Regions from separate parts of the Mus musculus genome. Here region 1 is linked to region 2. Evidence: chromatin loops called from intact Hi-C (ENCODE). Cell type or tissue: left cerebral cortex. All regions are shown on one strand. Links, peaks and the distances in the headings refer to the core of each region. The heading gives the core; the rest is flanking DNA.

What was found. Hi-C counts contacts between places; a loop is a spot of excess contacts. Peaks named below come from ENCODE experiments on the same cell type or tissue, not always from the same donor. Only the 100,000 strongest peaks of a DNase experiment are listed, where the experiment ranks them.
Region 1: a loop joins it to region 2, with 13 times the contacts of the local background. A loop is called at or near these places in 3 of 42 quality-filtered maps.

Annotation. Positions count from the first base shown.
Region 1 is chr6:80,853,862-80,870,714 of GRCm38, reverse strand. No RefSeq gene overlaps it. Among named protein-coding and RNA genes, the nearest start is that of Gm38838, 580 kb to the left of the region's middle. In left cerebral cortex, for the core only: no CTCF peak of the experiment used is centred there; DNase peaks (open chromatin) are centred at 8,269 and 8,795; H3K27ac peaks cover 618 bases.
Region 2 is chr6:81,405,372-81,422,224 of GRCm38, reverse strand. No RefSeq gene overlaps it. Among named protein-coding and RNA genes, the nearest start is that of Gm38838, 32 kb to the left of the region's middle. In left cerebral cortex, for the core only: no CTCF peak of the experiment used is centred there; a DNase peak (open chromatin) is centred at 8,407; H3K27ac peaks cover 546 bases.

The DNA.
Region 1 (16,853 bases), core at 5,287-13,286, 550 kb after region 2:
AAACTATAGTGACAGCACATGCTGATGAGGACGTGGAGGAAGGGGAACACTCCTCCATTGCAGGTGGAATTGCAAAGTTCTACAACCACTATGGAAACCAATTTGGTGGTTTCTCAGAAAACTGGGAATGGTTCTAACTCAAGGCACAGCTATACGACTTCTGGGCAAAAGATGCCTCACTATATCGCAGGACACTTACTCAATTATATTCACAATTGCTTCATTCATAGTAGGCAGAAATTGGAAATAACCTAAATGTCTCTCAACTGAAGAATGGACAAAGAAAATATGGCACATCTACACAGTGGAATACTATTCCAAACAAAACATCATAAATTTTGCAGGCAAACAAATGAAACTTCAAAATATCCTCAGTGCAGTAAACCAGAACCAGAAAGGCATATATGATACATGCTCACTTATAAGATGGACATTAGCCAAAAAATGAAGGATAACCATCTTACAATCCACAAATGCAAAATTAAATTAATTTGAAAAAAAAAGAAGTTAAATAAACAAACCAAAAATACCAAATAGAGTTTGCAGAGGCAGGCATTCAGGGGTGGTTATGTATGACCTGTCCTCCCTTCCACCTACTCCACTGTTGGTGCCAGCGGATGAGGTTGAGGGATAAAGGCACCAGCTGTCAATCATTTCAGGTGTTTCATCCTAGGTTTTTAATTTCAGTCTGCATCGTACCATGGAGCCAGAAACATGAAATTTCACATCCCATGTCCTTATGCTAAATGGATCTTTCTTCGTTTTCCACCAGACTCTGAAAATCATGCACACTAATGAAACAAGTATGAATAAATGGACTCCTATGATTTCCCTTCTTATCACCGTAAGGAAAATACTTTTGCATCAACTCTTAAGCTTTAATGAAAGCCATTACTATTGTATAAAATAGATGATGCATGTGAGACTTCCACCGCTATTTACAGTGGTATTTCCTCCTCCATAGCTAATCAAACTGTAATAATCAGGTACTAGTAAAGGTGACACTTTTCTAGACTCCCCAAAATATATGTAAATGACCTCCGATTTGCAAATTTAGTAATTATTTTTATGCCACATCATTAGCTATAAAATCTGTAGACTTAAATGCATTTATCGAAAGAAAATTGCAAGCCTATTATTGGTAAATGATTCAGTAACATAAGGATATATTATAGCTGAGCCACAAAGAAATTATTTCTTCAATTTTTTTGCATGTTCCTATTTTTATGATCATAGATATAATAGCTTCTAATTGTGAAAGAGGTAACAATATGAAAGGAGGCACAAAGAAGAAAATAATAAGGCTAACCAAGGATAATTGCTATCACTCCATAGGGTCATCAAACAGATAAAATTATGCTTTATTGTATTTTCAATTACATTTATTTACTTATGTATTTGTATATCCAAGCATGCACATACACATACCACAACACAATTGTGGAGATCACAGGATCTGTGGAAGCCAGTTCTCCCTTCTATTATGTGCACTCCCAGGGACAGAACTGATGTCAAGCTTGTTGACAAGAGTCACTCAGTGAACATTCTCACTGGTCATGTTTTTATTTATTTTTATTCATTTTTATATTCATCCTTCCATCTACCTTTTTGTTGTCATACTTGCCAAATATTCTCTGGAAAGCATTACTTTAATCAGTTGAGGCAGCTATGAAGAAGACAAACATCTGTCTGTCTAAGATGAACATACTCTCAAAGGGCATTCGATACCCTCTTCTGGACTCTGAGGGCACACACACACACACACAGAGAGAGAGAGAGAGAGAGAGAGAGAGAGAGAGAGAGAGAGAGAGAGAGAGAGAGAGAGAGAGAGAGAGTGGTGTTTATAATTTAGAAAATAAATCTAATAGAAAATAAAGCAAGGTGGTCAAGATCTGAGAAGCAACAACTGAAGCTCCTCTGGTATCCACATGAACACAGACACACATATACATTCATACACACTGGCACACACACACACACACTTATACCACCACACTCCACATAAGCACAAAAGCAAATAGATTACCTTCAAACCATGTCTTTTTATATCCATGGTTTAAGTAAAAAAGAAAAAAAAAGGGTCGGGGGACAGAAAATGTGGATTCAAACATAAAGATGAGATGCCATAGTTACAAATATGCCAAGCCTGATATCACTGTAAAACTGACCTGGGTGCTCTGCATCCTGTAGGGGAGGATCTTTCTTTGTGTCGTAAAATCTAATGGTACCTAGTTACTTGTGGCCCAATCATTGTAGTGACTACATGTGTGTTTTCCCCACTATTCTGTCTTCCTATTTGCCTATCTTTCTCCTCATGGAAATGTTAGCCACTGTGTTAAGTTCCACTTGAATCCAGAGATTGCAAAGATGCTATGTAATAAAGAAGGTTACAACTGAAGTTGGAAACTCACTCATTTAAACAATGACCATACCATTATGTTTTTATTTATCATTGTGTTTATGTATGTGAGCATAGGTGTGCATGTGCAGCAACATCTACCAGGATTTATATTTTGAAAATTTTATCTTTTTTAAAAAATTACAGGGTCTCATATTTAAGAGAATGCCTTGAGTTTCAGAAGAGAGTTTTGAACAATGTTTTAACTGATGAGATTTTGGAAAATCTTAGAAATGAAATAAATTGCCTTTTGCATTATGAAATCAACAAAGACTTTAAGGAACGGAGAGTGTATACATTTGCACTGTGTGTGGTGTGGTGTGGTGTGTGTGTGTGTGTGTGTGTGTGTGTGTGTGTGTGTGTGTGTGTGTGTGTGTGTTTGAGTGTAATATTGGATCTGAAGTGTTTAGTTTTGACAGTTAATTTAATTGTTTTAATAATTCCCAAGCTATCAGTGAGACAAGGGGATGCATCTTGAACGTAAATATGACCATGTTTTTCTGGATTACTAACTGGTTGGAGTTGTCATCCTGAGTCTGGGCAGTACCAGCAAAGGGTTGGACCTAGAGTGAGCATCAGGAGAAAGAGATGCGAACATTGATGAACAGCAGTATTCATCTCTGGATTCGTCTGAACCAGAGTGAAGTGAACAAGCAGCCTCAGGCTCCGCCAGCCACAGCCTCCAGCAGCTGCTACCACCATGCCTCCCTGTAACCATGGGCTGTTTATCAACATCCAGGAGGCTATAAATTCCCCTGAGTTGATTTGGTCTTCACTAGCATTTGGGCACATGGTGAGAAAAGAAGCTACCACACAGGAATAGGACATTTTCCAGTTATTAATTCACATGATTGAACATAGAGGAGTCTGTAAAAATGCTCCACAGATTCCTGCCATGGCATGCTTTTTCACAAGGAAACCAGTGAGTCACCTCAGAAACAGGTGAATCTCTGACAGTCGGGGAAGTAGAGCTGTAGTGTTTCTCTGTCATTTCTGATTTCACATCAAAACAGTGATCTTAAGTGAATTCCAAATATACACTCTTATCAAGATTCCTTTGGTTTCAATAAAGAAACCTGCTTGTCGCATCACTGGTTCATATTCAAGAATGCCATCTCTACTAGTTGTCAATCTTGATCATATAGCTAGGTCTTATGGCAGAATCAAACATGAGCTCATATATTAAGCATGATTTTCAATAGACTATGACATCATCTTATTACATTGGCAAAAGTTATTATTGAAAAAGGAAGGCATGAGTTAGGTAAAATATCTTAATATGTGAATTATTTATACAAAGTAAAGAGTGAGACAAACTCTCTCCTGACAGGGGATTCCTAGAGGCTGAAATGAATAAATGGATATCTCAATTTAAGCCAGTTTCAAACAGTGTTAACACACTAGCATAAGGAGAATACAAAGAAATGTACTGTGTAAAATTTGATAGGGGACCAGAGAGATGGCTTTGGGATTAATGGCACTTGCCTTTACATAGGACCTGGGTTTGTTTCCCAGCACACCCTTTGGGTAGCTCAAAGTCTGGAACTTCAATCCAGTGTTCAGGTGCCCCCTTCTGACCTCTGAGGGAACCTTTACCCACACATAAACGTGCATGCCCAGAAACATGCACCTACATACACATGCACATACACATGCATGTACACATATACACACATGTACACATACACATATACATACATATGTACACAAATACATACATACTCACACATACACATACATACATGCATGTGTGAGCATGCACACAAATACACACACACCACACCTTAGCATAAAATTTGGCCGAGACATATAATCTCATACCAACTTTGTCAAACAGGCACAACTGCCTAAGAAGCAGATTTACCAGAGAGCTTTATGGAACTGTAAAATGTGGATGGTTCACTTTAAGTTAGAGACTGTGAAAGCTGAACGCAGATCCTCTCGGGAGCTTAGTTCCTCTTGTTATCCTAGTCTTTGTTGTATGTATTTCCTAAATAGCAACTGTATACACAAAATCCTGGAAATATGATAAACAAACTTAAATCCTCACATCATAACAACATAAACAAGAAGATTAAATGACTTGTTTGGGTGCGGTTTATCCCTATTCTTTGCCTTGATTAGAACAGTTTAGTGACTGCATCACCCCCCCCCCCCCCTTTCTCACTCCTATGCCATCTGGGTAGGCATACCCAATTAACACATGTTGAAAGCTAGCAACACCTTTTCCAGCGTTTTAAAATTCTGGCAAGCTATAAAAGTTACTGTGTCATAGAAAAGCTCATTTGGTACATTAAGGAGGATTTGCAGTATGGATTTATCATATGGAATGATCATTTTCCAAGAGTGCTGAGAACACAGCATAATCAAATTTGGAAGGATCAGTTGAAATAAATGTTATTGCAGGAGTGCCAGGACTGATGTACTCCATCTCTTTTAAGAAGCCCTTCCTCCATGCTACTCAAGAGGGAAGAAAGAGTGAAAACGAAAGGAAAGAGTACAGTGCTGAAAACCTTGCCTTGGTCTCAGATGCTCCTCTTAGTGACATCAAGTCAGTTCTCAAAAGGAATTCTGGAGAGGATGAAGGCTCCCATAGTATACTGCAGGCTTTTATGAAATTCTCTGGTTCCCATGCCTTTCTTATTGTGCTGTTACTGAAGCTCAGAAAGATTTGCTTTTCCCAGTGAATAATATAAACATATCTAATAACGTATTATATATAATAATGGTGTTCATTGTCATTATATATAATATGTTATTGCATATGTTATATAACAGATATACATATGTTATACATATTAATAACATATATACAATTCCCAAACAAAATAACGATATGCCTTTTCCAAATATCTTTGCACTTGGGGTTCTAGATACATTTTATATCCATGTATTTTAGATGCATTGACTGAGCAGTGTATCTGCAATCAGGCTAGGTAGGAGGATAGCTAGGCTGCTGTTCCATGCCAAGCAGCTTTAGCAGGGAACCAATGCTAGCCACCATGACAGTTTCCTGTTCTCATACCGAAAGTCAAGCTTTTGGGTCAATGGTGCCCTGTTTTCAATAATTTAGGCCATAGAAGAAATAGTTTTTCTTTGAAAGTCCAGCTCTATACAATTCATATTGACTGAACTGAACTTCTATTCAGTTCAGTCAATCAACCTTAGAGTGATTTGTGTGAACCTGCAATTGACAGAATAAAACTTCTACCTGTTTGGAGCCAGTGCATTCCTGAGGACTTACATTTAAGGTGCAGGTTGCACAGTGGAAGGAGAGAACCAACTCCCAAAAGTTGGACTCTGAGCCTCACTCAGACACCATGGTACAGACATGTCCACACTCACTCACATAAACACAGTAACAGGTGCAATGTTTACAATAAACCTTTGCATGTTTGAAAGAATGTGTTTTCATCTTCAACTAAGTTCCTGCTCCTGCAGGCATGCTGCACTGCAATGAGACTGAGATGCCCTTGATAGCCAATTGTACTTAGGAAATGATTTAGGCTGTGCCTCACATTCTTCCTTATCTCTTTCACACACACAGAGAGACGAGAACATAAAGAATTATCCTAGAATTACAAATATCTCAGTTGCTTAAGAAAGTAGTTTATTGTAAAGAGCTTTGATATTTGTGTAGATTCATCTGAACTCTTTTTCATTTTCTGCTATTGTTAAAAAAAATGCTACATTAAAGGCACTTACAGTTTCATCACCTACATGTTTTTACCACAAGGGTAGCATTCCAGTCACATAAAACAGAGCTTGTGCTAGCCTTCGGTCTGTACAACATCCCCTCATTGGTTGTAGTTCCTCCAGCTAGATGATGGGACACCAACCCTGCTCTATATAATTGAGAGTTTAATATGGACATGTGCTCAATCATGGTGGACATCTTAGATGATCAATGAGTCATTCTGTCAGCTCTGTTCTTATCATTTTCTTCCTAGTTGTTTTTTTACTATTTCATACATACATATTGTAATGACTTTGAAAGATCATCTCTGACAACAATACTTAGAAAAACACAGCCCAGAATGCAGGTGCTTCATGGGAACATTTTCATTGAGACCAGCCCCCACCCTGTACATATGTAGCAGATGTGCAGCTTGGTCTTCATGCAGGTCCCCTAACAACTGGAGTGGGGGGCTGTCAGTGAATTTGTTACCTGTCTCTGGATCCTGTTCTCCTAACTGGGCAGCCTTGTTTGGCCTCAGTGAGAAAGGATGTACCTAGTGCTGCAGTGACTCATATGTGGATGGGGATAAGGAGGTGATACTTCTTGGGGAGAGGGAAATTGTATTGAGATGTAAAGTGAATAAGTAAGAAATAAATAAACAAATAAATAGTTTTTAAAATAAAAATGACAATGCCACTCTGAACACTTCTCTTGTGTTGTCATCAAGGTAATTTTATCTATTCACTGAAAAAAACAAAACAAAACAAAACAAAACAAAACAAAACAAGCATTTGTCACAATAGATTCTTCTGCAGTCCCTACAGTTTCCTCGCTGTTACAACTTCAAAAGTACATTAAAGCAAGGTATGGAGTTTGTCTGTGGCACCAGGATCTATGTTCCATTGTTGTACCAAACTGATCTGACTGGATATCCATGGAGCTTTAGTATAAGACAGGTTCTTTAATAACTTTCTTCTTAAATAATTTAAAACCTTTGTTTGTGCCTCTGTGTTCAGGTGCCTGAGGACACCAGAAGAGGCTGTTGGACCCTTGGAGCTGGATGACATCCAGGCAGTTGTAGGCTGCCCAACATGAGTGGTAAGATTAGAACATCAGTCCTCCACACGATCAACTGAAGTTCTTAACTACAGGGCCTTCTGTACAGGCCCAATAACTAGACATTTTATGTAGTTCCACAATGATTTCACAAGCCCTTATTTCATTCTTTGTATGAATTTTATTTTAGTATTGGGTGCACTCCTAATATAAAATGTATTTTATAAATAGATAGTTTTTTAGTCAGAGTGTATGTTATCAGAATTAAAAACCATCCAGTGTGACCAAAAAAAAAAAAAAAACCTAGCTATTTTTGAAAACATGCTTAGTCACAAAACTTTTTATTTGCTGGTGTTGAAATGTCAGTCATAGAATTATCACCTTGTCAGCTATTACCTAAGGCTCTATATGGTAAGTGGAATCTGCTTCCCTGGAATACAGATCACTCTGTTCCACTCAGTCTTTTAAATAACCAGCCCTTCTTACAATCCTACTAAACTCTAGTGTAAAACAAATGTGAAGACCCACTAATGCAATAGAAATGTTTCCAGGTTCTTCTTTAAAGACAAAGAGCAGCATGGGCTAGAAGATGGATTAGTGTGTAAAGACTCTTGCCATCAAGCCTAATAACAAGTCTTGGATGCCAAGGTCCCATATGGTACAATGAGAGAATGGAGTCCCACACGATATCCCAGACTTCTGCATGTTTACTGCAGCATGCACATTCATATGCATATATCCATATACGAGTACATGTACATCTAAAGTAATGATAATTCAGTACTTTAAAGCAAACATATTTCTTCATTGTCTTACAACATCATTTATTAATATCTATCATGCAGCCTTACAGCTATGAGATGTATATTCTCCATTGCTTTGCTAGGCATGTACACAAAACAACTGCAATACGAGAAATGGGTTTAAGTGCTTTGACAGAATCTCCAACTCCACCAGTAATGGAAATCCTCAATCATGACAAGAAGACAATTGTTCTTCTGAGTGTCTGTTTTCTGATGCTTCATCTGAATACTTATGTAATGTGGGCCTTGTTAAAAAGATTCGGCACTGTAAATGAAGAAAGCCAAAAACCCGAGTTCCCAACTGAATGAAATGTGTTCATTCCTCCCACATCAAAGAGGTGTCAAAAAAGACTGTCAGTTTCATAATTATGTCTCATGAGCAGATGGATGCTAAGGCATTCTGTGACATTTGAGGAGAAAATAATTTTAAAACCCTAAAAATACTAATAAAGGAACTTCTAAATAAAGCCCCTGCTCTAACACAAGGAAAACTATGGAAAGTAGCAATGGGCTTCTCAAAGTGACTAGAGCCCCATTTGTCAGCTCGACCTTTTCCATGTTTACAGTACACATGCCATCGGGTTTTACAGCAGGTCACAACAAAAGACAGCCCTGAAGAAAGTTCTGGAATAGCTCCATAAGTTTCGGGTTGAATTTATGTAGTACTAATCTACAGTTTGCCCCAGCTTTGAATCAAATGCAGGAAATAACCGATATGGTGAACAAGGTGAAAAATTATAATAGGTTGGATGTCTCTGTGTGTGTGTGTGTGTGTGTGTGTGTGTGTGTGTGTGTGTGTGTGTGTGTGTGCTCATGCATATGTGTGTGTGCTCATGCATGTGTGTGTGTGTCCGCGTGTGTGTGCGAACATGTGTGCACGTGTCTGCTTGTCTGTCAAATTTTCCATTTTTGCTCTACTTACTTAAAAGGAGCATGCACGGCAGAACACTGGGAAGAAATTCTCTCCATAACCTGAGGGCAACCTGGCTCTCTGAAGTTCCAGTGCATTGATAGATGCTAAAGATTTCCATTTCCACAACCCGACACACTTTCACAACATTGGATTTTCCTGATGGTGTTTTTTGGGGGCTCTGCTGGGCAGATAAACACCATGGCTTCAGGTGCAAATACTGTACCTAGAGAAGCTGAAAAAGAATACTGACAGGCAGGCCATTTGTTCCTACGTCTTTTGGGTCAGGCTCAGAAAATTGAGGGGGAGAAAAAGACGAGAGAAGAGGAATGAAAAAGGAAAGATTTATGTCTTTAAAGAGTAATACACAATATCAGTTCATTTTAACAGGAGGATATTGATCTGCTAAGCATATCTTCCCCTAACTTTGTAGATCATATGGTTTTTTCCTTTTTCATATGTATATGGCATAATGCATATGTGTACATGATTTGCATATTTGGATGCACATGTGTGCACATGTACATATTGAGATCTGAAGTTGAAATCATTCTAAATTGCTCTTCCACCTTATTTATTCGGCTAAAGTCTTTTGCTGAAATCCAGTGCTTATCAATTTGGGTAAGCTTGCTAGACAGCGTGCTGTGAAGATCCTCTGTCTCTCATAATGAAGTTGCCTGGATCTCTGTTGATATCTGAGAATCTGAACTCATGTTTTCATGTTTGGAGTTTGCCAACTGAAATTATCAAGTTGTTAAGCCAGATCAGTTCACCTGCCATGTCTGAGACCATGGATAAGTAAATGATGGGCAGAATGTCCCCTGTCTGCACCTTCATTCATCACTATTCAGTGACATCCATGAAGCCCAAATCAGAATCACAAAGCTTGTTAATGATGCTTCAGTGTCTCACAATCTTTCATAATCTGCTGCTATAGAAACTGCAATTAATGTTTCTTAATACTACCAGGAACCATATTTGGGCTTGAGGGAGAATGTCATAGAAAGTCAAACACCTTTCAGTAAGAGCCTATCACAGTAAGACACCAATCATTTCAAGACACTGGTCATAGCAAGACATTGGTCATCCTTGAAGATGGTATGACTGAAATGTCCTTGTAGGCGAGCTTCCCAAGGTTTCATCTCCCCTGGGTCAGGCAATCAGTACTGATGGCCTCAGCTGCCACCAGGGCTTCACTTGCACCTTAAGAGCTAAGATAGGAGTACAGAGGGGGAAGGCGGTACCTTGTCTTTTAACTGTTCCTAATAATTTGGAGGAAAATGTCATTCCTGAGTTTTCCTGTATTATGAATCTTTGGCTATTGTTGCTGATATAACATTAATAATTTAGATGATGAGTATATCCATGACTTGCTTAGTTAAGATGATGTTGTGATTGATAGGAACCAGAGAAGGTTTTTTTAAGCAACAGGTGTGTATATAACACAAGGTACTGATGCACATACATACTAGGAAGATCCTGTAAAGCAGACTGGGTCTGTATTGAACAGATTGCAGGCCATGCTGTCTTCCCCACAGTAGGCAGCGTCTGAAGTCACTAAGAGTAGAGATCCTCAACTGCCCACTTATCCCTATAGATTTCTCTGACTCTGTGCTAAGCTGCTTGACCTTGGTGGATGTTCTACCCTTCCTGCCAAAAACAGATAATTGAGAGAAAACTGACATGAAGTATAAAATGGACAGATTTATTTTTTGGACCATGATCTTTCCATTGAACTATCTGACTTCTCTTCAATCCTAACCCCCCCCCCCCCCCCGCAAGCACCATTCATCCTTCTTAATCTCTTCCTGTTATCTCTTGTTTCTCTGACTTCCTTTCTGCTAACAGCACTGCCTTAGTTAATTACACAAAAGTCTCCATTCATGTCTCCTTCAAGAAGCCCTAAGCAAATGTAATATTGTGGGGGTCAGGTGTGCCAAATTGGGCCACACTGAATTCAAAGGTAGATAGAGAAAAGGACATTTCCTTCAACACATCTTAATCCAATACATCTGACCATAATACAGACTCTGGATCTTGTATCTTAATAACATTTGGCAATAAATCATTGGACTTCCATGACTATTGTAAGCATTGGTTGCTTCTTATGGAATCAAAAGGTAGTCAATAAATTTATGTCACTATACTTTTGGTCCTAAGTAAAGGCTGTCTTTCAGTTTCTTGCTTTCCATTACAGTTCATATGCTTCTTGAATTTTTGTTTATAGACTATTTTAGAAGCCTTCATGGGAGTTTTACCTTCATTTTGCAGATTGTAAATGTCATCAGACTTTTTCACATAATATACTGAATTTTAACCTAGATTCCACTTTGATTTTACGATTGTGACTGCTACATTGATTTTTCTTGTTCAGTGCTATGTTGTGCTATTCTGAAATTTTTCATTTGTTGATTTAAATTTTTTCTTTTTAAAATGATGGCATACCATGAAGCTATTCCTTTGCTTTTTCCCTTCTTTATTAGTAACTAAGATTTGTAGACTAAAAGCAAGAACACTGAAAGATAAGAATGAGCCAGGTACAAAGGAGCAATGAAGGGACGGTGGTAGAGATGAACTCTGGATACCTGAAGGAGACAGAGGCAGTCACAGTAAATGTACCCATTTGGAAAAACATTTTATAGTTGTTTAAAAAGTTTAGGGACTTATACCTACAGAGAAAAAGAAGTGGTGGTGTGGAGAAAAAAAGGAAATGGCAAATAGTAAGCTTCAGATTTATAGCAGAAACTTAACATTAATCTTTCACTTAATGACAAAACTCTAAACATAAAAAATACCAATTTTTAATAAAAATATCAATACAGAGAGCACAAGAGACTAATAGGAGAAGGAAATGTGTAAGGAAGTAAACTATTCCTCTATCACAGAAGGAAGCTCATAGATTTGTATGATTGGGTTTTATTGATTGGTGTGTTGATTGGTGTGTGTGTGTGTGTGTGTGTGTGTGTGTGTGTCTGTCTGTGTGTCTGTGTCTGCACTGTAGTGAGTCAATGGCATCTGAGCAGATGCCTGAGGAGGCCAGGGAAGTTGTCAGGTCTTCTGGAGATGGAGTTAGAGATGGTTGTGAGCTGCTAGCCATGGACACCGAGAAGAAAACGGAAGTCCTCTGAAAGAGTAACAACCCCCCCTTAACCCATAAGCCATCTCTCATACATCCCTTGTGGATGAATTATGAGGAAATTAAAAGTCAAGAAATAACCAAAGCACGACATTATTTGTGAATTTAAATACGTACAAACTGGTGAAGGAAACTGTTATTACGGCTCTAACTCCCGACTTTCAGAAGATGCACTCTCAGCATCCCTTGGGTGAAAGAGCAGATCACTGATGCCAAACTTTGTTGCCTCTTTGAGACAGGGTGGGGTGCAAGTTATTTCAAAGGGCCAACAGCACTCAAGTATGGGACCCTTACTTTAGACATTTACTCTATGCATTGTGGTTGCACTCCTTTCTGATAAACACTGGGAGACTTCAGCTGCCTCTACGTCCTCAGGATGGAAGTCATCCAGAGGAAGTGCTCACCATGAGTGACCTTTCTATTCACGGTGCCTGTTTCTCTCATCTCATGTGCAGTCAACACACAAACTCTCTCTGCTGGACTTGGCTAGGTTATGATGGCTATTTGAGTTTCATGCTTGTTCTGATTTCTCTTCAGCTGTACTCGAATTCACATTCTTTGTATTTAGTATAAAAGGTAAAATTAACTGATGAATGCTATGGAGGCAGATATAAAAAACTTGAAACTCAAGCCTAAAAATCTGAGTTTGAATCCTGAAACCAATAACCACAGAAAAGGTGAAAGAAGAGAACTATTTCCACAATCACCTTCTGTCCTCCTGCTCTCTCTCTCTCTCTCTCTCTCTCTCTCTCTCTCTCTCTCTCTCTCTCTCTCTCTCTCTCTCTGCCTCTGTCTCTCAATTTTTCTGTCTCTCTCTTCCCTCTCTTCTTTCTCTTCTCTCTCTCTTCTCTCTGTCCTTTCTCAAATACTAATAAAATAATTAAAAAAAAACAGACTAATAGCAATTTAGTGAACCAAAAGACTAATGCATGGCCAACATAAAGGTTCTTACCCTCTATTTTTTTTTTTTTTTATGCTTTATTTTGCAGTTGCTAGGATGAAAATCTGCTTCTAACACCATGGCTTCCCCAACATGGTAGACTGTAATTCAAAGAGAGAGCCAAAATAAACCCTTTCTTCTTTAAAGTGTTCTTGTGAGGTTATTTTATCTCAACAACAGGAGAAAGGTAGCTACCATAAAGACACCGATACAGTTGTTAGCCCTGTCCCTTGAAAGGATCTCCAAGACTTGTGGATATTGACCAATAAAGGGTGCTCAACTGAGAAACGGGAGCATTTTAAGTTTGACATGAATAATATTTGACCATGCCTTTCTACCGTTCCTTATGTTAGGCAGGCTCTAAGGGTTGAGATGCCAGTCATTGTTCCGATAGACTCTCTCCCTCCAAGCAGGCATCCCCTCCCTCCCCTACTTGATGCAGTGGGCCCCCCGCAAATTGATCAGCTGACTCTGAAATCCACTCTATGGCTTCAGCTGCTGTGATTTCATTGCCACACAGTTTCCATTCTGTCTCCAGATTGGAAGGAGTGTCCCCCCCAATTTCACAGGCCCCTTCGGATGATTACCCTTCTCCCATCCCTCCCACTGAAGCTCTGGGGAAATCTGAAGGACGCACGTGCTTTCGGACTCTCCTTGATTATGCTGTGTCTCTCCTGCATGTGCTGAACGCTGGCAGATGTGCTCATTCTGCTGCCTGCTTATTTTTCTTCAAGTGGGTTGAGCAGCAGATGTTCCAGTAAGTGCTTTCTCCTTCGTCCCTTTACAACTCTGCTACAAAATAGGAGCTGTGCACCTGCTAGCGCCCTTCAGCTTTTCAACGAGAACATTATTCACGATTCCCTTTCCACCTCAGTGGAAATGGCTCCCTTTCCCCCTGAGCATAGATTTAATCTTTTTTAGAACTGTTTATCCTTTTATATTGTTTACATTGACTTTTCTCTGGTTCCCAAGTGCCTTTGTCTGAAGCCTGATTAGAGTTCTCTAGTTTCTGACTTCTCTGCTTCTTCTAACCCAGCAGTAAGGTTAACAGATGGGTTTTCTCATACCCATCCTTTGTATCAAAATGCCTGGGTGAAAGTTTGTCACCCAGCATTTTATGATTGCATTGGTAGGTCAGATTCAATCAGGAAAGAAACACTGGTTTCAAATGAACATCTCTGAAATTACTATTAAGGCAATAGCTCTAATAATTATATTTTAAATTATTGCACACACACAAACACACGCACAACTATTATAACCCTAACACATTATTTTAATCATTTCAAAGCCATTAAATATTATTTAATGTTAATATTAAATATAGTGAAGTGGAAAAAGTTATTAACCTAACTATTGTTTCGTGAACACTAAATATATACCAATTTTGAACAGGACATAATGAGAAGGTACCACCAAGCATTGTTCATCTTTTGTTGACAGCCTGCCACCCTGGCTTACATCTATTAATTTTAATGGAAGGTCTTTAGCTGACCAAAACAGTGGCTAAATACAATTATTCAGTACTTTCACTCACAGTCAACATGTCATGGCAGTGTGCTGGTAGTTTTAACTGTCAACTTGACACAGACTAGAATCACTTTTACAAAATTTTCTTGAAGAAATCTATTGGTCTAGTTGCCTCCTGGGCATATATGCAGTGATTTTCTTAAATTTCAATTGATAATCAAATACTCATCCCACCATAGGAAACAGCATTCCCTGATTTGGGGAATATGTAATAATAGAGAAAACTATGCATTTATTATCTCCCTGGTCTTGACTGTGATTTAATGATTTAAGTTCCCACCTTGAGTTCCACACAATAATTGATTGTAAGCTAGAGTTGCAAGCCAAATAAATCTGTTTTTCATTAAGCTGATATTCTCAGGGTATTGTATTACAGAAACAGAAATGAAATTCGTGGAGACAGAAACATTATGACTTCTAGCTTTAGACAGACCTAAGCAAAGGTCACATCCAAGTTCTGACACCACATAGATCAATGTCCATAGGAGATGCTACATAGAATTTATAAGCCTTGGTTTTCTCATTGGCTAAGATGCACACATCATCTTCTTCTGGAAGTACATCCCATAAGGAGCTTGTAGCAAAGACTTTGACTACATGGCAGGTGTGAGGTAAAGTGGTAGGGGGCCAGTAGAGGATGACTTTTCCAGCACAAACAGAAGGTTCCAAAATAGTATAAAAATAGTGAAGTGGAAACAGTTATTAACCTAACTATTATTTCATAAACACTAAATATATACTAATTTTGAACAGGACATAATGAGAAGGTACCAGCAAGCATTGTTCATCTTTTGTTGAAAGCCTGCCACCCTGGCTTACATCTATTAATTTTAATGGACGGTCTTTAGCTGACCAAAACAGTGGCTAAATACAATTAATAAATAATAAATTTGCAAAATAATTCTTTCATCTAATATTTAAGTAAATTCCTTGAAGAGCCAAAGAGATCAAAACATAACGTTTATGCCATCAATGGTTCATTTTAAACTTAAGCTGAGACACTGAGAGAAAAATCAACCAACCATCCAACCAACCAACTAACAAACTGAGTGATGAAACAACCAGCCACCATCCTGTCTTTTTACATGCCTGTCCTCCCCAGTGCAGGAAAACCTATCTGTTGCTTGGATGATATAGAGTAACCTTTAGAACTATGCCTGGGTTGTTGTTGTGGGTGGAGGCTTGGCAACACTGCAGACTGGGTTCTTATTAAAATTAAACTCTCATTTCATAAAGTACGCAACAGAGAAAAGTTAGTAGGTTATTTTTTTCTAAAGATAGTCTATTTAGTCCTTTAAACAAACCAGAACCTCTTACTCAAATGTGTTCATCTGCCCAGCTAAGCAGGGCACTAGCCTAAAACTTGCCAGAAATATCATAATGATGATAACTTCACACTTATTTACTTTTAAGTTTTAGTTTTATTTCATGCATATGAATGTTTTGCTATGTATGTATGCACGTATGTATGTGCACCATGTTTATCCATGTCTGTTGCCTACAGAAACGAGAGGAGAACATTAGAACCTCTTGAAGATTTAGAGATGACTGTAAGCTGCTCTGTGAGTTCTGGGAACCGAACGCAGTTCTCTGTTGCAGTAACCGGTGCTCCTAACTACTTAGCCATTTCTACTGACCCCATACTGACTGTATGTTCTTTACTTGAAATTCAAATTGAACTGTGCATTGTTTTCGGTGCTTTGTTTTGTTTTAGCTCCTAATTCATAGTTTATATGAGAAATTTCTCTTTACGCTATTTCACCAGGGTTTAGAAACAGCAAGTCATGTCTGGTAGGAGAGAAAGAAAGATCTGGGTCAGATCCCTAGGAAAACTATTGTCATGTATATTTGTAGCTGCTCTTCTACTAACTTCAAACAATGAACCTTAAGATATGCCATAAAATGATATTCAATGTCTGCTCGTCTTTAAAATGGTTATGCTAATATATTGCTTATCAATAGATATAAAAAGGATAATGTATCTTAAATGTTATAATGAGTAAGGCAGGAGCTACCAAGAACTCCTTTGTTTTAGAAATCACAAGTGTAATAAAGCTTCAACTATCTTGTTTTTCTGCTTAGTTCTAGCACTGAGGCCCCACAGTGTGCCATGTTTGTTCTGTATCCAGTCGAACCATCATTGTCCACAGGTTGTTCTAATGCCAAGTGGTCACTTGTCTCTTCCATTTTGGAAGTTCACCCACACAGTGCTTTCATTTAATCTCTTTTATAAAAATTGTATTTTGAAACTAAGCCACTAAATGGTCAGTTTCCATAATGCTTTTTCTTACATCTTTAGTTAGTGTTAGCTCATCCATATATTTTAGACTATTTTCTCAGTGCAAATTTTGACTAGATACCATCATGTAAATTTAGGTATGGGATTTTCCATCTGTGACAT
Region 2 (16,853 bases), core at 4,758-12,757:
ATATGAATAATTTACCAAGTCATCTTAAAATGGCTTCAAAATCAAGATGATCGAGAAATACCCATTATTCAAAGGAATCCTTCTTGAAAGGTTATTTTTTTAAGTTTAGGAACTTCAGAAGACTATTAACTGAAGATTTATCATAAACTCTCTGTAGCAAGTCTGTCAATAAAACCTGAAATCCAATTTCAAAAGACGGTAAAGATAAGGTTATCTATTATATGCCATGGGCTTGAAAGGTTATTTTTAACTAGGAAACAAAGCTGAAATTTAACATGACATACCCTACTCAGTTTCCTCTACTTTTACTTGGGGAGAATTTTTTGTTGAACCACATGAAATGAACTTCTATTGTGTATGCGCATTTGGCAAAATTTTGCTGCCAGAAGATTTTTGAGTAAGAAGTTTCATGTCCTAGGCTGTGGCAGGTTGCTGTATCAGTATCTTATTTTATTCTAATATTGGTTATCAGCTGATCTATATGACTACTTTGCCCTCAATGTAGCAATGGGAGAAGACTTTTGATGGTAGTCTGTCCTTTACACATGATTCTTTATTAATGTCTGAAGTTGGCTTAGATGTGAGACTCACCTATTCTTTCAAAGTAGATGCACTCACAGATATATGTGAGGTATTTCACTGAATCCTCTACTGAAAACAGTATCCAGCATGAGGAAGACCAAGAAAAACCAACACTATTATGTACTCAACCCCAGTGTTATGATAGTTTGTTGTTGCACTCCAAAATTTGGCATTGAATTGTGTCCTGGTTTGCTTTAACTGTCAACTTTATACAGCCTAGATTCACCTGACTGAGAAGCTCACATAGGATTTGCCCAAATTGGCCATTTCATGGATGCAGCAGGACAGACAGCATCTGTGGGAGCAGAGCCAGAGGGGAGCAGGTGGACCTGTCAGAGCGTTGGGATTCGAGCTTCGGTTCTTTGAACCAAGAATCTCTAAAGGCACAGTGATTCCTGCCCATTGGACTGTAAAGTTCATGTAGGTAATCTTGGAAACAATGGGAACAAGACTGAATTAGAACAAACATTTGGTCACTATGGATCACTCTGAAGTATGTGGGTTGCTAGAAACTCTCCTGGGTTTGCTTTCATTGAATTTGAGGATCCCCAAGATTCTGTTGATGTTGTCCGTGAGCTACAAGGCACTGATTGGTGAAAAAAAGAAGTTGAAGTCATGGCCTGTCTCCCTCTTGGGTTGTCACCCTCGGGACTACCATAAAAGTAGTCCTCCACCTCGTTGCAGATATCCAAGGAGAAGTTTCTCCCAAAGCCAGAGCAGGATACTTTCTAGAGATAGGAGAAAAGGAAAATCTCTGTCTCAGGAGAGAAAGCACAGGCCAGCTCCATCTTTCTCTAGGTCAAGTAGCTGATCTAAGTCAAATGAAAGAAAATAGACCAGTTTGCAAAAGAAGTGGTGTACATGAAATAACTTCATTTGACATGAATATGTACAGGCAATTAAAGTTCTGTTTGAGACTTCATAAGCTTGGTGCATTTTTAAGAGGTTTTAGCTGTTCCAGTTTGTTTTGTCTCTCAGAATAGTGACACACAAAACAATGTAATTCTCTATGGTTTCAAATAGATCATATAAGGCACGTGATATCAAGAATTGTTACTTTACAATGTTCTCTAAGCAAGATTGAACTTTAGTTTTTCATAGACTGAAATAAACCTAGATTTTGCCCAGCTGAAGTGTGAACGATACAGAAACTTCTGGCAGAGATTGATTAAAGCTGTAGCTTCTCTCGTAGCTGAGACACAGTGAGGCACTGGAGGTGGAGTGATAAACAGTCCTTCAAAGCCACTGTGAACACAAGCCAACAAGTAAATAGTAGGAATGGCGCTTGGAAGGTTTAGAAAGTAGTTCCTTCTTGGTTGCTATATGCGAATGCAGAGCTGTTGTAATACCTTTATTTGGAAATGTAAGACTAAGATACCAGTGTTCTGTCTGTTTAAGAGTACATTGTAGAGCTGAACTTCTGAGTTACTGTGTGAGATTTTTTTTTCCCACACTGCCATTGTAATATGTTTGTGAGAATCCTTGTTTGGTTACTATTATGTATATATATATATATATATATATATATATATATATATATATATATATATATAATTGTCTAGTTACTATTATGTATTATGTACAATTATATATATATATATATATATAATTGTCTAGTTACTATTATGTATATATATATATATATATATATATATTAAATTGGCTAGTTAGTGGTAGTGGTCATGACTGTGGGGATGGTCTTGAGTGTTAATTGATGTAGAAGAGCCCACTCCATTGTGGGCATCACCATTTCCTTGGCAGATGATAAAAGCGGTGAGCTAAGCATTATCCTATAAGTAAGCCAGCAAGGATTGTTCCTTCCTTGGCTGTGAGTTCCTTAGTCAGAGGTAATGATGCATAGAATAGCAAGCAGGCCTGCCATCAAGTTCCTGCTTCACTTTCTACCCGTCTTCCTTCAATGGGAGTCTATAAATAGACTTTCCTTTCCTGCCCTAAGTTGCTTTTTATCACAGGAATTGAATGAACTTAGAACAATTTGTTAGGAAACAATGAATATGGATATAGAATTTGGCTTGCATTTAGCTAATATATAGCACATCTATCAGGCTAATCATTTTCAGGATAAGCAATATTTTTGTAACACCAGCGAATTCGGGGTTCAGAGACAAACCCATACCAACTCCTTGTCACCACACAGAGTTAGTTATGTGGAGGCCATGTTGACAAACTGTGAGGGGTGCAGGTGGTTTTGTATGGTCAATTTGTTCGGACTATTCCCAACAAGAAAGGCAGACCAATATTCCACAGGGCAAATTGAGTTTTTTTTTCTTTCATTGTAAAAAGAATACAATGTAATCAACACTGGGCTCGCTTTACCATTGTATATGAAATTTTGTACCCGTAAAGTTAAGATACCTCTTTATTTAAATAATCTAAGTAAAACAATCAGCTAGTTAAAGGGAGTTCTGATTTAATGATTAAAGGAACTCTGTGTGTGTGTGTGTGTGTGTGTGTGTGTGTGTGTGTGTGTGTGTGTGTGTGTGTGTACAGAACCGGGAGTAAATAGTTGACTTTATGCTTTCTGTATGCTCAGGACCACTGAGTCCAAAATATGATTTAATGCCTACCATGTACAAAACTGTCAAGTCTGAAGTGAAGCCCAGATGATGGAGGTGGAAGGCAGGCATGGACAGATATTCTAAACCTATTTAGTGCAACGACTGCTCTTATTGTGGAGGAATACTTTATAACAGATGCAGTTAACATTTCTGGGTGGGCAATGGTAAAGGTCTAGTTGTCCTTGGGTTGCTATGGACTTAATTTAAATATTTTAGCACAGTAAGGACATTTCCTGGTATTTCTGAGTCTGCTTTCCAATATGGCAAAGAGGTTGACATTCACTGAGTGTCATTGATCCCTGGGACAGGATGCCCTCTCTCCTAGGGATCAATAGAAGACACACTTCAAGTGTGTGCAAGGACTCAGTCTTTCACATGGATGAGATTCCCCAAGTGAGAAGTCCAAGCTATGAGAAGCAGAAGAAAGTTTTAGACAAGTTCTTTATAAATTCTTACAGACTGAAGAAGATAACAAATCAAATGTAGAACTCTAGTGAATATGACATGTCTCTCTTTTCTCCCTCTTTTTATATTCCTTTCTCTTACTCTGTCTTTCCTTTCTAATTTTCTCTCATGGAGGGTCTCTCTGGCCCATACAGGCTCAGGCTGTGTTTTAGGATACACCACCTGCAGTTTGCCTTTGCCTGCTGTGATGTTTGCATTTTCTCCTCTTCTTCCTGCCCTTGCACTTGTATCTACTTCCTGAGATCAGAGATGCTCATGAAGCCCTTTAGGCTCACTTTCCTTCACACCTTCCCCTTGTTTGGGTTGTGGGATTTTCTTTTTTGGAAAGTCCAGTTGTCTTTAAGATAAATGAAAACACTATGGAGTCAGGCTGCATCTTCCTTCACTGTTAGGTGGATGAGTTAACTTGAGAGTGTCTCATTAATTATTAACAAGATAAGAAAGGGTAAAATGTGATAAGAAGCCTCATTATAAATACATTTGAATGATTTAACATTTATATCTGTAAATTTACTTTTCATTTTCTGTTTATCAATCATGTGACCATCTATTTGACTATCAATCTCCCTATTTATGTATCATCTATGTACTATTTATTTATCAGCTACCTATGTATTACATAACATTTTTTGCAAGTATGTATCTATTTATATATCATTTTCATTTCTTCTATCTTTCCACTAGATTATCTATCATTCCTTTATTCCTCTATCATTTATTGATCTCTACATTATCTGTCTTGCTATCTATTTATTTATATATCTACCATCTATTTACCTATGCATCATTTTTCGTTTATTACGATATGATAAACATATCATATTTTTGTTTGTCTTCTGTCTATCCATGAATTATCATTTTAATATTTGTTTTATTTTATGAGTATGAGTATTTTGTCTGCATGTGTACTGCATGTGTACCTGGTACCCATGGATGTTAGAAGACATCATCAGAGCTTCTGGAAGTAAAGCTGTGGATGTAAGGGCTGAATACTGATATGGAGACATCTCTGCTTTCTCCACAAATCATCTTTTAGAAGAAGCTATTTTACTGAGCCTAGATGATATGAACCCAGCTTTTGATTTTGTGGGATTTGTACATATGCATGTGTACTTGTTAGTAGGGATGTGTGCACATACACATGTGTGGATATGCATGGGAGGCCAGAGGCTGACATTAGCTCTTTCTTGGACTCCATGCACCTTTGCTTTCTGAAATAGGGTCTCTCACTAAACCTGAATCTCATCAATTTGAGGTTGAGCTTTAGTGACTTGCTTGTCTCTGTGACTTTTGCCCCCATTCCTGGATTTACGGGTACATGATGTTATACTCAGCTTTTTAATATGAAAAATAAGGATCCCAATTCAGAGCTTCATGTTTGATTGGCAGACACACTGCTGAATGAGCCATCTCCCTAGCCAATTTTGTAAGATTTAACATATGGACACTTTCATTTGGAATGTCTACTAAATATTAAAATTAATTCTTTACTTATACAATGGGCATATACAGCTAAGAAGTTGATTTTTTCTTTTTGCTTTTTTTCCAATTAGGGGATTGAAATCTTCATTATTCTTAAACACACACACACACACACACACACACACACACACACACACAATGTTCTTCAGTTTGTAGATTATGTAAGTTAAATGACTTACTGATGGTCACCAAATTAGCAAACCAAGGATTGAACCTCAGCTTACTGCTTGCTATTGCCTCCCATGTAGTGTGAAATCTGGCATGTTATCCGATTATAAAACACTATACACATTACAAATAAAACTCAGAGCTTAAAGTGACTTTTCCAAGTGAAGTCCTGAATAGGGGTAATCAGGCCTGAGGTCTATATTTCATCATGAAGAATTCTATAACTGTCTATCAGGCATTAGGAGGATTCGTGCACATTTTTTTTTTTATTTAGCAGAATCATCTGATTTACAGCTATGGTTTCCACATCTCTGTATGACTCCATTGAGATGTGCCCCTGGGAAGCATTTGTGAAGTTTCCTTGAGAGTGGATGTGTGTTGTTTCTAGTTATTAAGTAAGCACTTCATTTTGTAGAAGGATATTGGTGACTATATCCCATTTGGGGAGTGAATGGATATATTTTCATGGTTCATATGCTAATGCATATTCTTCTCATGACTCCTTACAAAAGAGAAATTAATTTAACTAAGAGTGTACATGTTTCCATGCTGCTCTTGCTTAATTAAGTTGATTCGAGTCCTAGTTGGACCATTATGTCAAGGTTTGCCATGCTTAAGACAAAATGTGAACAGGCAGGCAATTCATTTGAATGACTGTAATATGAGTTTAGAATACCTAGGACAATAGGTCCCTTTTAATCTTCGGTTAATAAGTCATCTTAATTACAACTCAGGCAAAGACCTTGACAACATTTCACACTTTACACCGAGAGAACCATTATTTTTCATAGCCTCCCTTGACAAATTTTAGAAGTGTCAGTTGTTATGGGGAAGATTTGTTTTCCAATATTAAATTTTTATTTATGTATTCTTTCTCATTTTTAATTTTTATTAAATTCTTTTTATGTGACTTTTTGTTAATGTGAAGTACAGCTACAGGAATAGATGTAAGTAGGTGATTATAAATTTTAGTAAGCATGAATATACATTTAAACTACTATTAGTAATTTAAATCAAGAAGACTCTATTCAATACTTCCTATTTCTCATCATTTTTGAATTGTCCTGATTTCTTTTTTTATTCTATAGCATTTTATTTTATTTTTCACTCTTCAAAATACCTTCTACATCTAAATATATCTTGATCACATTCTTCTCCTCCCCAAGTCTCCCCAGATCTCCCTTTGCCCACCTACTAGACTTCAAGATCTGAAAGAACAAAACCCCAACATAACAACTTGCCCCCAACCAAGAAAACAACCTCCTCAAAGCCCAACTAAACCACATACAAACAGAAGCACATAAAAGCTGTGGAATCCACCATATATCTGTTAACCTCTCCTGAACACAAGACCTGCCCTCAAATGGTTGATATACCTAGTGGCACTCCATTAGGAAAACAAAAAACAAAAAAACTGACTTTCCCCCTCTTTCCCTCTCCTAGCAGGTATAAGTGACAATTCAGGTGTTAGCCCTCATTTTTATTTTTTTTTTTTATTTCTTTCAAGTTCATACTTGTATAAATATCCATCCCTCACTTGCTCCATTCCATTTACCCTGGAACCAACTTCATGTTTTCATTTTATAAATTCTAATTGATGAACACATTTTTAAACTCACTGAGTCCAATCAGTTAGCCAGTGCTTCATTTAAATGCACGGATATGGGGTTATCTCACTGGGGCATGGAGTTATCCATGAGAGCATGGTAGCATTCACTGGGCCCTGGGGTCATCCACTGGGGCATGGGAAATACTTAACTGGATTCCTGCCTTCTATTAGTTCTAGGGGCTTGCACACTACGCATCACAGAACAAATAAGACCCACGACTTACTAACTTTTGTAAAACCTATTTGTGTATCATCTGTGGCTCTTTTTCTCCTAGAATGACAAAGATGAGAAATCTTGACTAAGAATAGAAGGTTTTCTCTCTCTCTCTCTCTCTCTCTCTCTCTCTCTCTCTCTCTATCTTTCTATCTATCTATATATCTATATCTATATATCTATATCTATATCTATATCTATATCTATCTATCTATCTATCTATCTATATATATATATATATATATATATTTTGAGACAGGGCTTCTCTGTATAGCCCTGGCTGTCCTGGAACTCATTCTGCAGCCCAGGCTGGCCTCAACCTCAGAAATCTGCCTGCTTCTGCCTCTCAAGTGCTCGGATTAAAGGTGTGTACCATCACTGTCTGGCAAAATTTCTACAGAAACAAGTTAACATTCTCCAATAAGAATATTTTTGGCCTTCTCTGGTGCCCTGAAAATAGTTCTGAAAAGCCAGAATTTTTGTGGAAGATAGAGCTGACAAAAAGGGTGCAGGTAGCGGTAGCTAACTATTGATCTTGACTAGTTTAACCTGTGCCTCCAGCATGGACAGGTCATTCATTCTCTCAATAGTGTTTCCCTTGTGTGCTAGGCTGAAACTTCCTCTGGCTAGATCCCTTCTAAAGAATAAAGAAGACAAATCAATTCATCCTCAATTCACATTTCATGAACTAGAAAATTTAGACATATACTTCCCAGGTTATTTCAGCAAATTGAAGCAGCAGTGTATTTGTTTTGGACCTTGGAGTAACTTGAGAGCATAGTGTGGGTACTTATTGTCAAGGTGTGTGTGTGTGTGTGTGTGTGTGTGTGTGTGTGTGTGTGTGTCTGTCTGTCTGTCTGTCTGTCTCTCTCTCTCTCTCTCTCTCTCTCTCTCTCTGTGTGTAGTGAATGAACATCTTAATCTATCTTAATCTAAAACCCTTAAAGTGCTCTATATCTCTCAATATCCAGTGAGCCACATATGTGTTTGGTATATAATTTATCCTGTATCTGTGTAAGCAGCTTATGGACATATGCATTACTTAGGAGTTGCTGTGGAATCTTCTCTAGCTACTTTTGTGGTACTTTATATGTGACGACATTTTCACAATGGACAGTATGAACCTTCTGTAATGTGTGTCTTGTTGAAATCTCAAGAAAGAATTCAACAAATCTCTAACAACCTCCAGTGCCTTAAATAACCGTTGAGTTTCAGGATTCTCAACAGAAGTTTTCCTAGTGTATCGCCAAGACTCTAATTTGGATATCAGTTATTTATGGGAATTAACATGTAGAGATGGAACAGCAGGTCTGTGTGGGATGCTGGCAAGTCAGAGACTAAAAATGAGTGACGTGTGTTGTAATGAGGTACGTACATCTGAGACAGAGGGTGGTAGAGGCAGAGGGGTAGATGAGAAAAACATAATATGATCTGGTTTATTTAAAGGTATTGAGAGAAAAATACATCACTCAAATGTACTCAGGTAGAAGGTCTCCTCTTTATTTTTATCGGAGTGCCTTTATAGTCAAAAGAGACACAATGAAGGCAGAGAGGGAACATACTGTATTTAAAGGAAGAACCACTATTTCTCTGTCACTGTGGCTGTGTTTTTCTATTTCTATATGTCAAGTCATCTGTGCCTTTCTTGTTCAAATGAGTCTGGAGAACACAGTGGTGCACAGCCAGGGGAGTTTCACAGTGAGATGAGCGTTTACCCATCACCCTTGAGGTCCTGGTTTTGATCCTCATCACAGCATAAAGCCAGGGTTGGTGGTGCAAGCTTGTAATCTCAGGACTTGGAGGGGATAGGCAGTAGCATATGAAGTTCAAAGCCATCATTTGCTATATAATAAATTTGAGACCAGCCTTGACTCTGTGAGACTCTGCTTTAAACACACACACACACACACACACACACACACACACACACACACACACACAGAGAGAGAGAGAGAGAGAGAGAGAGAGAGAGAGAGATTTACTGACAAGGAAAACCTGTGTACTGTGTTTAGCTTCAGAACTGAAGAAGCTCAATCCTATAAATTTTATTTTGCTGTAAACCTGGATGCCCTGCTATGGTGTACTTGTTACTTATGGGCAATTTACAAGAGAAATTAAACTCTAATCAGTTGAAAAATTAGAAGCAAATTTCAGGTCTTTATAAATAGTGTACCATGGTAACTATGCTGAGATTATCTAATTCATTAAGTATGATATATAAAAGATGGCAAGTCTCCTCTTTAATTGGCTAATAACAGTCAGCTTGCAAGTGGGTGGGCAATAAACCTCTCAGGTTGATTGTGTAATGACAACAGGATGGTGGAGCTGTTGGTGTGTTGAAGAGCTGGGGGTTCTCTTTTCTTTTGAGATGATTGTATATTTATACCCATTGAACTTAGATGCTCTCAGCCTTGATCAGAGAAGATTATTTCTACAGTGGACAGTAGTCTATGCAGAGATTTGTAACTGATTCATATGCCAAGAATGAGTGGCCATGAGTATTCAGCCCAAATCTGACCACTTCCCTCCTGTTTCTCCAACTTCCACCAAGGCTCAAAGAATAATGCTGAAGAGGAAGCAGAAAAACCCAAGAGCCTGTGGTGGGGAGGAATGTTAGGAAATGCTGTCCAGCAGATATGGCATGGTTGTTGCTTCCATGAACTCAGCTCTACTGTGATTGCTGCACAAGATGAAGGCAGCTATACTTCACCCATAGGGTATGTGCTCTCCAGACTTCATCTCTTAATGAGGAATGATTGATTGTTGACAGCCCCCTGGGGGGGGATGAGAGAGAGAGAGAGAGAGAGAGAGAAAGAGAGAGAGAGAGAGAGAGAGAGAGAGAGAGAGAGAGAGAGAGAGAGAGAGAGACTTTGGGTTTGTGGAAACTTGTAGGTTTCCTGTGCTCCAGTGAATGGCCTCAGACCCATGCACATAAATGACAACACCACATGGTCTTAGTGGGCTTTTCAAAAGCAAAGGAAAAGGCATGAAGTGCAGAGGTGGACATGTGTAGGGAGATCCAGGGGAAGTTAAAGGAGAAGAATAGAGTGGATGCAACCATATTTTATTGTATAAATGTATGAAATTCTCAAAGAATAAAATTTAATCAATAAAAAGATTAATGTATTTACCAGGGACTTTTCCTCAAACGTAGCTCCAAAATAGAAGTGAGAAAAGCTCTGTCAAATTGATACACTTGTGACCAGAGGCTTCACCCCGCCCTCTCATCCTACTGACGCTAGAAGGATGGCCTGAAAACTTCTGACCTAGAAGGAAGTCTCGAGCAGCTGTCTCTCTCCAGCTATGCTCTTGGTGGCTTAGCAATGACAGAAAGACTTCTTGGACTGGGGCTGGCTCAGTTGGTAAAGTGTTTGTAGCCCACATGTGAGCACCCGAGCTCTATCCCCAGCAACCTGGTTTAAAACCAAGAAGCCTAGCCATGGAAGCAAACATCATCATCTCTGCACAGGGGAGTAACAGACAGGGAGATCCCTGGGGTTCACTGACCAGTCAGCCTAGCCAGGCTTGAGAGTTTCAGGAGTTTCAGGTCAAAATGAGAGACCCTGACTCTCAAACAAAGTGGGCAGATCCTGGGGATGAAACACAATGGCCTCCCAATGCATGTGCATGTGTTACCAAATATATGCTTGCAATATCTGTGCAAACGTGCGCGCGCACACACACACATACACACACACCCACACTAGACAGATTTCTCTCCGTATGCTTTCCATTGGCAGGGCACTTTTCTTATAAGCCCCTGGCACAAAGTTCAGGTGTCCTAGCTATGTCACAGATGAAGGAAGTAGACAATGGATAGCTTGGCAATTGTTCATAGCTTTATAATCGCAACATGGCTCAGCAACATGTGATATGAGCCCAGGCTATGAATAAGGTCTGCATGTTCTCATATTTTAATGTATGTTCACTTCACTTGAAGATTCCAATAACATGCCACCACCACCTGTGTGTGTGTGTGTGTGTGTGTATTTGTGACTGAATATATGTGCTGGTAAGGTACACCTTAGGTATTCTTACACATACACTATCATTTTGAGACACACTCTCTCAGTGGTCTAGAGCTCAGAGATTCATTTAAGCTTGCTGGCTCTGAGCTCAAGGGATCAGCTCTCTGCCTGCGTCTGCCTTCCCAGAAGTGTGCCCACCATGCCTTTTCTTTCTTTTATTCTTTCTCTCTTTTTAAATGTCTATGGTCTGAACTCTAGTCCTCATGTTTATGCATCAAGCACACTAGAGCCTGGCCAATACAGAGATTTTTTTAAATCACTCTGAGATAGTCACGAGATTAAAAAAAAAAAGCTGTGTCTCTAATGAGTAAATGAAAGTTAAACCACACGTAGGAGGCAGAGAAGGAAAGCTTGGGGACCCTCACCCATTCATCCTTCTAGAGTCATTACGTTTAGATCTTCTCTTAAGCTGTGCTGGCCAGTTTCAGTGAGCCTACCACACCAGCATTCTGTTTCCAACTCTTCATCTCATGCTTAGGTGTGCAGAATCCGTGTGGGAACACGCCCATGGGAACATACCTTGGGCACAGGGCCATGTTATCCAGGGGCTTATTTCTCATTCCTGCCCCATGGCTCCACTCAGGTGGGAAACTGATTCATAAAGGGCTGTTGAGGGTCATCTAACAAAAGCCACCAGGGAGTCTTCCCTCAGAATGCATGAGGGAGAGCTATCTCTAGCAATTCTCCAGGAAACTCCACAGTCTAACATTTTTTTTTTTTTTTGTACATTTCTGGAAACCTAGCAAGAGGTTTAAAATGACAAGGAAGGCTTTGTGTTAGCTTTGGCAAAAGTCTCAATACACATTCTCCACTCTGATATGAACCACTTGATCTTCTGGGAGCTAGGACCGAAGGTTCTTACTGAGATGGAGACAGGAGCTGCGTGGGCCAGCAGGGCATGAGCAGGCTTAAATGAATCCGGGTATTAGAAACTCTCATTGGAAAGTTTTCATGCAGAAGTTGCTGCGGTGTCAGTTTTATATGGTTTAAATTAACACAATCTGTATTCTTTCCTTTAAATAGGAGGCATCTAATAGCCACAGAATGAGCAGCTTATGTGAGCAACAGTGTCGTAATTCACTAGGACATGAGGCTCAGGACACATGCAAGGCAGCTATTCTTTCTTGCTGTTAGGCTCACAGTGCCTAGAAGATTGTTTTTAAAGTTGTTTATTATTATTATTGTTGTTGTTGTTATTTGGAGAGTTTTGTTTTTTGAGACGAGGTCTCACTGTGTGGCTCAAGATGGCCTAAAACTCATAATCTTTTTGTGTCAGCAATCCTAAGGTCTAGGTACAAAAGTTCACACCCTGAGAATGTGTGCAAATGTATGTATATAAATGACAATATGCAGAGGCCAGTGCTTAATGTCAGTGCCTGCCCTAGTCCCTTCCCCCTCTAATTTTAGGATACGATCTGGGATTGAGTGTGGATCTTACTGATCCATTATGCAGGCTGGCCAGTGACTCACAGGGATCCACTTGTTTCTGCTGCACAGGGGCAGATTACGCACGCATGCTATAGCAGCTGGGGTCTTTTATATCTTTAAATTATTTTTTACAGTACAGTTGTTACTTCCCTCCTGGTCAGTCTGCCCTCTCACAGTTCCTCATCCCAATCTTCCAACCTGCTCCTGCCCTGTCTTCAAGAGAAAGTCCCTAACCCCCCAACAACTTAACCCCCACCAGGACTCCCCACTCTCTAGAGTCTCATGTCTCTCAAGGGTTAGGCACATCTTCTCTCACTGAGACCAGACCAGGCAGTCCTCTGCTGTATATGTGTCGGGGTCCCTGGGTCAAGCTAATATATGTTGCCTAGTTGGTGGCTCAGTGCGTGAGAGATCTCGGGGGTCTGGGTTAGTTGAGATAGCTGGTCTTCCTATGGGGCTCACCCTCCTCCTCATGTTCTAGGACATCAAACTTGGCTCTTCAGATTTGTTCATGAAACGTTTTCTCAACTAAGGCTTTGAGAGAGAGAGAGAGAGAGAGAGAGAGAGAGAGAGAGAGAGAGAGAGAGAGACTTCACATAGTTCTGAAAATAATGTTCCAAAATTGGTTGTGATCCAGACTTCAAGATTTCTTCAAAATAATATACTAGTAACCCTAAGCTCTGGTCATCCCCTTCTGTGATGCATAGTTATTATTCAAGGTCATACTTGGTTATAGAGCAGGTTTGAGGAGAGCCTGAACATACATGAGACTTAGTCTTAAAATAAAATATATAACAAAAAGTGTTAACTGGACTGGGGATAGCAGTAAAGCATTTGTGTCTAGCATATATAAGACCCTAAATTAAACCCTAGGCACCACAATCAATCAATCAAACAATCAACCAATCAACCAACCAACCAATTAGTTAGTTAATCAATTAATAAAATGCCATCTTCAAGATGTTTCATTGGCATGGCCACGATACTTGTCTTTAATCCCATGGAAATGGCATCAGAAAAGCAGATTCTGAACCATGAATCATTCATGAGTTACAAGTGGCTTCTCTTCCCTTTTCATCAAGGAAATGGGGCGACTATGATTCTGTGAGGTTGTGCTGGGGTACTCAGACGAGAGGACAGGTACAAACGTGTTTGTGAAAACTCTAATTCACTTTGCAAATACAAGACAACTAAGTAGTCAGATCTTTGAATAGGAGGATGAATAGAGAGGCATCATTGCTGAAAACACCTGCTATTTGAGTTGACATCAGTAGAGGGCTAAGTGCAGAGAACTCATTCTTTTCCTTTGCCTTTGAGGCAGGATATTTTCATCCTTGTTCTTTTTTATGTATTTCTTTTCCCCTCTTATATTTAACTGATACCCAAACAGCATAAAACTATTCATACTAATGAGGGTGTCATGTGATCTTGCCACGTGCCCAGGCTGATCTCAAACTCATGGCTGTTCCCTGTCTCAACATTCAAAGTGCTGGTCTTACAGGATTACTATCATTTCTTTATGGTGAAAACATTCAGGATTCTTTGTTGTAGCTTTTTAATGTATACAGTCCATTCTTGTTATTGACAGTTGCACTACAGTGCAATCATGCTCCCAAGATTCCAGCTCCTGAGACTATCTGACTTTGCACCCATTGATCCCCATGTCTCTATCTGCCTTCCACCCTGTTCTGCCAAGTCTTTTATGGCCACTGTCTAATTATGAACTATTATCAGATCAACTTTTCAGTTGATTATGTGGTAGTTGTCTATGTCTGCCGCAGTTTACTTCATCTGACCACATCTTTCCGTGTTGCCTCAAGATCTTCATTTTTAAAATATTTTTATGTTCAATAAAAAGGTGATTCTTCTGCTCTTCTGGCAGCACTTTTGGCAAAAATGGAATCCAGGGGTCAAGAAGTGGGTCCTGATTTATTATCTGATAGTTTTTCTTTGAACTGAAGTGGTCTTCGGTGCATCTTTACTCAGTTTTAATTTTTTTAAAAATATTTTTCTCTCTCTCTTTTTTTATTAGATATGCTTATTTATATTTCCTGGTTTTCCCTTCTGAAAACCCCCATCCCCTCCTTCCTCCCCTTGCTCACCAACTCACTCACACCTGCTTCCTGGACCTGGCATTCCCCTATACTGGGGCCTAGAGCCTTCATAGGACCAAGGGCCTCCCCTTGATGACCGATTAGGCCATCCTCTGCTACATATGCCGATGGAGCCATGAGTCCCACCATATGTTCTCTTTGGTTGGTGATTTAGTTCCTGGGAACTCTGGGAGTAATGGTTAGTTCATATTGTTGTTCCTCCTATGCGGCTACTAACCCCTTCAGCTCCTTGAGTCCATTCTCTAGCTCCTTCATTGGGGACCCTGTGCTCAGTCCAATGGTAGGCTGTGAGGATCCACCTCTGTATTTGTCATGCACTGGCAGAGCCTTTCAGGAGACAGCTACAACAGGCTTCTGTCAGTGAGCACTTGTTGGCATCCACAAAAGAGTCTGGGTTTGGTGACTGTATATGGAATGGATCCCCAGGTGGGGCAGTCTCTGGTTGGTCGTTCCTTCAGTCTTTGCTCCATATTTTGTCTCTGTAACTCCTTCCATGGGTATTTTGTTCCCCCTTCTAAGAAGGATCAAGGTATCCACACTTTGGTCTTCCTTCTTTTTAAGTTTCATATCGTTTGTGAATTGTATCTTGGATATTCTGAGCTTCTGGGCTAATATCCACTTATCAGTGAGTGCATAGCATGTGTGTTCTTTTGTGATTGGGTTACCTCACTCAGGATGATATTCTTCTTCCATCCTTTTACCTAAGAATTTCATAAATTAATTGTTTTTAATAGGTGAGTATTAATCCATTGTGTAAATGTACCATATTTTCTGTATCCATTCCTCTGTTGAGGGACATCTGGGTTCTTTCCAGCTTCTGGCTGCTATAAATAAGGCTGCTATGAACATAGTGGAGCATGTGTCCTTATTACATGTTGGAGCATATTCTGGGTATATGCCCAGGAGTGTGTTAGTTGGTCCTCAGGTAGTATGTCCAATTTTCTGAGGAACTGCCAAACTAATTTCCAGAGTGGTTTTACCAGCTTGCAATCCCACCAGCAATGGAGGAGTGTTCCTCTTTCTCCACATCCTCGCCAGCCTCTGCTGTCACCTGAGTTTTTTATCTTAGCCATTCTGACTGGTGTGAGGTGCAATCTCAGGATTGTTTTGATATGCATTTCCCTGATGACTCAGGATGTTGAACATTTCTTTAGGTGCTTCTCAGTTATTCGGTATTCCTCAGTTGAGAATTCTTTGTTTAGCTATGTGTCACACTTTTTAATAGGGTTATTTGGTTCTCTTGAGTCTAACTTTCTGAGTTCTTTATATACATTTGATACTAGCCCTCTATCAGATGTAGATAAAGATCTTTGCCCAATCTGTTGGTTACCTGTTTGTCCTTTGATAGTATCCTTTGCCTTACAGAAGCTTTGCAATTTTATGGTATCCCATTTGTCAATTCTTGATCTTAGAGTATAGGTTATTGTTGTTCTCTTCAGGAAATTTTCCCCTGTGCCCATATGTTTGAGGTTCTTTCCCACTTTCTTTCCTATTAGTTTCAGTGTATCTGCTTTTATATGGAGGTCTTTGATCTACTTGGACTTGAGCTTTGTACAAGGAGATAAGAATGGATTGATTTCCATTCTTCTACATGCTAACTGCCTGTTGAGCCAGCAAAGGCACCCAACAGATTGGTGACTCATGGCTCTAGCTGCAAATATAGCAGAGAATGGCCTAGTCGGCCATCAATGGGAGGAGAGGCCCTTGGTCCTGTGAAGGTTCTATGCCCTAGTATGGGGGAATGCCAGGGCCCAGAAGTGGGAGTGGGTGAGTTGATGAGCAGGGGGTGAGGGTGCGGAAGGGGATAGAGGATTTTCGAAGGAGAAACAAGGAAGGGGGATAAAATTTGAAATTTTAGTAAAGAAAATTTCTAATAAAAAAGAAAAATAAGAAATATAAACAAATAAAATAACCAATAAAAATAATCCTAATCTCCCCCCATCCCCAAAATTAAGCTCAAGCCATTGACAAAGTGCATATGTGTTAAATAAAAAAATGCTATCTTTTTTTCCCACTGGATGGTTTTAGCTTGCTTGATGCTCTGACACAAGAGTCAGCATGTAGAGGACAGGACACAAAAACAAAACCACAGATAGTTGGTGGATTATTCTCTAAAACCACAGCTACCAATGATGCACAATAGTCTTTATGAGTGTTCCTCCTCTCAAAGACTTTCTAGTGAGC